Regions from separate parts of the Homo sapiens genome. Here region 1 is linked to region 2. A link is a loop called in an ENCODE intact Hi-C map of the cell type or tissue named here. Cell type or tissue: sigmoid colon. All regions are shown on one strand.

Region 1 (2,500 bases), 810 kb before region 2:
ATCTAAGCAAATGTGGAACAAACATAAAAAATCCTCAATAAAAATAAGCACATACATTAAATTGTAACCAAATAAAGCACTAGTGATAAAGCTCTTTTTTCTCTCTTTAATTTATACTTTTCAAAAGAGAAGTTTACACAACTACCTATGCAAGCAGACAGTAATGTGTCTGCAGTTCTCACTGAAGTACATATAGAATTAAATAACATAATATTTCAAAGACTTTAGCTTTACACAATTAGCCAAATACAGTCTTTTGTACAATCATAAGGCACTGTGGAAAAACTAGTCTGTTCCATCCAGTTTATGTTCTCTTGGCAAACCATGATCTACTGCTTATGTTAAGCATCTGATTGTCAGATTTGAACAAACTGAATATTCATGATGACGATTAACCATTTCATGTCTAAAACTAAGAAAATGCAATTCATCATAGTAATTATAGGTAAGGCATGCACATCTACAAAGAGACCATTTTTGCATTTCTATTTTTAAGAAAATATTTTAATAGAATTAAAGTCGGAAAAATTAACAGGCATAAGATAGGATAATAAGATATACAGATCAGCGTGTACCAGGCATACAGCTCTTTTCAGCAAATGTGATTAAATGTTCTTTGTTTGCATTTAAGTTGTCATATATCAAACAGAAGACATGCTTTTTACAAAAAGCGTTTAAAGCATCTCAGAAAGATACACATAATCACGTCGGTTTACCAGGTTAAACTAAAGGTTTGATGATTTGGGGTTGGGAGGGAGTTCAAGGAATTAAGGGGGGGGGCGGTTATTACAAAGCTAACCAAATAAAAGAAAAATAAGATTTACCTTTGTAGGATAATTTCAGCCTTGGCACATTGTTCTTCCCATTCTGATAGTTTGCTCTTGCTGTAAGTAATACTCCCCAGAAAAGACAGACAATCCTAGTTAACCAGCCCATGCTGCAGACGCTGTAGGTCCCTTTGCTGCTTTAGTCTTCCTTCCTGTATTGTGCGGCCAGAGAAGTTCAAACAATCTGGAAACTGGAGGTAACAGGTGATTTAGGTCAGTTTCATTCATAAATGCAGACAATCAAGACCTCATGGCAACACTAACACCTCTTCTTCTGTAACAGTCACTGAAGCACAGAAACTTCAAACCCTCCAAAAAGAAAAAAAAAAAAAAAAATTCCGAGCCAGGCACCGGATAATGAGGCACAACTGTTGTGTGGAAAGAAAAAAAAAAAAAATTAACAAGGTCTGCTGCAGTGGTGCTTAAGAAGCAGTTCCTTTTATCTAAGCTCCTCTGATAGCCGGTGGCAGTCTCTAATCCTGCTCCCTGCTTCATTCGGCTCCGGGGAAGCAGAATGAAAGGGAAACAGAGAGAGAGAGAGAGAGAAAGAGAGAGAGAGAGAGAGAGAGAGAGAGAAACCGTGAGCAGCGCGGACTTTTCCTGTACGCATGTAGAGGGAGATGACACAAGATCCCACAGACAGGTTTCCCCAACACTCACTAGACTGGCTGACAATGGGAGAACAGGCGAGCTCAACCTACTCCCCTTCCCTCCTGTCACACAACACATGCAAAAAACATCTCGTAGAGATTAGAGCCGGGAGCAGAACCCTCAGGCGTGCCTGTGAAAGGCATGTAGCTATAAATTTACTTCCCAAGGCAAGCGTTGTTTTATAGCCATTTTTGGGTGCAATTTTGATTTTAAAAATCTGAATTCTGCTACCTACAAAATTTACAATTCATGCTCATTATACAATCCTGCTGAACTTGTGCATTGTATGTGTGCGTGTGTGTGTGTGTGTGTGTGTGTGTGTCTATATATCCTCATCAATACAACTTTAACCACTGAAGGTTTTAAAGCCTTGTTAGAGATCATTCCCTCCTCCCAACAAACCCCCTGGGCTCAACCACCCCCTTCCTCTGTCCCACTGCAATTTCAGGGAAGAAATTCCTACTAAAGCCCATTCCAACAATCAGTTCAAGACAAATATAGGTCCTTTGAGAATTATAAATTACAACGGGGGATTCTCAAAAGGATACTCAGAATTTAAAAACGTCTATGGTTTTCCAGCTTCTGGAATGCTCTGGCTAACATTTTCAATGCATCACATCTCATTAATTAAAGACACTTCCCTAGTTTTGGTTTAAAGGGCAGCGGAAGATGACAAAGTTCACAAAAGTCCCTGCTGAGTGTCAAGGAGTAACATGAAAAGAATATCTCTGTGTCTTCATGAGCTGCTGAAGGGTTACTAAATTTTCTGTGGGACGTATAGGCATGTATTCAGGCAGTCATATGAACACCATTAGTTCCTTCTGAAACAAGTAGTTGGCTGTGGCCTCTCAATTTTCTCTCTTATTTTTCATTCAGTTTTCCTCAAAGCTGATATTTTTACAAGAATCTTTAGGGGATGTATAAAAAAGTTAACAGGACAGAACTTTCTCTCCTTTATTCCCCAAATGATTCTGCCCTACCCCCTCCTACCACCACTCCCCACCCCCCACCTCCAGAACAGC
Region 2 (2,500 bases):
AGTTAGAAAGCAGAGAAAGACTCAGATATAACAAAGTTCATTATTATTATTTTAAGCAGGAACATGATCTAGTGAGAGAACACCTGGAATACCTATGGATAACTACGGCATCAGGGTAGGATGCGTGGGAGACAGAAAAAACATGGAAGTGACATTAAATGATAATGGAAAATGCTCACAGTGCAATGGTGAGTGAAAAAAAAGCTGGAATAGACATCAAAATATTATTTATGCTTATCTACACTTAGTGGCCTCATAGTTCTTTTATGTGTTACTGTAATTTTAAAATCATTTATATTGCTTTTAGAATAAAAAGAACAAAAATAAAATAAGGCTTACAAGTGGAATAATGCAAGTATTTGAAGATTTTTTAAAATGTTATTAAAATGCACAGAGAAAATATAGTATGGCCTTGTTTACTTATTCAGATCCCAAAAGTTCAACAGAAGCCTGGGGACTGCCAATTGACTTGCTAGTTATAGCATAAACATCATCAATTTTAAGAACAGTTTTATAAGAAAGTCAGCAGATAACTGACTCATGACCTCCCGTACAGCACCCAACTGTGAAACAGCTCAGTAAGGAAATGTTCTCCTCCTGGCAGAGAATAACCTGGTGACAGCCTCTGTGCCACAGGAGATCATGGTCCCTCCCGCAGGCTGTTTTTGAGTGGAGGAAAGATTCCAAACTGTGACCTTATGGGTAAGAAGCAGAAGGCATCCTGCTGGGAAAAATGCTTCAAGTATAATCTGGATATTGCCCTTTTCCTCAGCTCAGGAAGCAGTATTGCATACCCTGGACAATGTGAAACTCTCTATTTACAAAGATAAATGAAAATACCAGTTGAAATATTACAGCAAAGATACTTCTTTTAAGTAAAATTCGATAAGTATTTCTGCTCCATTGAAATTCATGGAGCATGGTACCATTATGAATATATAATATACTTTTAAAAGGTAAATTAAAGTAATGCACAGAATTTTCAAGAAAATGAAAGATGTGAGTGCAAACAACCACAGGCAAATGTAAGTATCTAGAGCTGAGAGCTGAACTCAAGCAGAGGACCACATATTTTTAAAAATCAGATTAAATTTCCCATGAAGAAAAAAGCCATTTATTAAAGAATTATATTTAACTGAAAAGCAATTATCCAACTTTATTCGCTATGAAATTCAAAATATTGGTTTGTGACACTTAAGATTAAAACATTGCAATGTAACAAAAAATCTGCAAGTTAAAAAATTTCAGTATCATTCTTTCAATATTTCTTGGATAGTAAATAAATGCCTTATATTTTGAAATTAAATAATCATTTCTGTATCAAATAATATTTCAATATATAGGTAAAAAATGGGACCCTTAAAATAAATATTCAGTGTAACTATGAATCTGCCATAATCTTAGGACTTATAGAAGTCAGGAATGATGACGAATCTAGTTTTATTGGCGAAATTTGACTTAACAAAGCATGAAATTATTCCTTTATTTTTGTATTAAGTATGTAAAGAGTTAACATTTAGAAAAAGTTATTCTTGTAGCTGTCAGATGAAGAGAATTATATTAAATTCTTCATGTAACAGTAGAGCTATATCTTTAAATTAATTTCTTATGATAAAATTTGATTTTTTTACTTGAAGGTTTCTTAACCTCTCAGCAGCATTCACGTTTGGAGTGAGATTTTTCTTTTACTGTGAGGGACTGTGCATTGTAGGATTTTTAGAATCATCTCTGACCTCTACCCAGTACACACCAGGGGCACCCACTTGGCCACCCACCCACCCAGCTGTGATGTTCAAAAATGTCTCCAGACATCGCCCAATATTGGCACTCTGGAAACAAAATTACTGGAGGTTGAGATCCACTGTTATGTACTAATGTTTGACTTAATTACATGTACTATTTTAAATGTTTATAGACTTTTCAATAAGGCTGATATTTTAGAGAAATTTGATTTATTTACATAAGAGAGAAACTCAGTTCTAGAGAAGTTATGATCTGCTCATGAATTCTCAGGAGTCAAGCCAAAGGTAGAACCAGTATTTTCCAAACACATGATTAGTACCCTTTCCTGATCCACATGTAAAATACCCTCACTAATAGGGTATCTGTAATTTTATATGCATATTTTACAGTTGTAAGAGCCTCTTTTTTGAAATTCTACATTCTCATATGCATTTTGCACTTAATTTTATAGTAACTTTTGAATTTATTTTGTTCACTTAGAAAATTGGGGGCTCAGGAACATTACCAAAGGTTTAAGGACCATGTTTCAACTCAAGATATGCAGTTCTGAATCCTGTGTTCATTCCATTATTCATTATAGTGTCCTTAGTTTAACATGTCTGGATACTTATCTAATTTGCTCATATAATTTGATAAACATAGATATTTCTGTTTTAATATAACCCTCAAAATGTTTCATTTCATGATCTAAATTAAACACAATGTGAACTAAAATGTAGTCACTGTGCTACTGTGGGAAGAAAAATACGGTGTTCTT

What was found. A loop is a pair of places that touch in the nucleus more often than their neighbours do. Peaks named below come from ENCODE experiments on the same cell type or tissue, not always from the same donor. Only the 100,000 strongest peaks of a DNase experiment are listed, where the experiment ranks them.
Region 1: it touches region 2 in a loop (2.7-fold over the local background); 2 of 110 quality-filtered maps call a loop at or near these places.

Annotation. Positions count from the first base shown.
Region 1 is chr7:84,193,651-84,196,150 of GRCh38, forward strand. SEMA3A (semaphorin 3A) reads right to left here and starts at 1,139. Exons shown (of 17, transcript NM_006080.3): 1 at 825-1,139. The coding sequence starts at 936. RefSeq lists an enhancer at 1,253-2,060. In sigmoid colon, no CTCF peak of the experiment used is centred here; a DNase peak (open chromatin) is centred at 1,421; H3K4me3 peaks cover 2,500 bases; H3K27ac peaks cover 524 bases.
Region 2 is chr7:85,004,002-85,006,501 of GRCh38, forward strand. All of the region lies in intron 18 of SEMA3D (semaphorin 3D), which reads right to left. Among named protein-coding and RNA genes, the nearest start is that of SEMA3D, 180 kb to the right of the region's middle. In sigmoid colon, no CTCF peak of the experiment used is centred here; no DNase peak of the experiment used is centred here.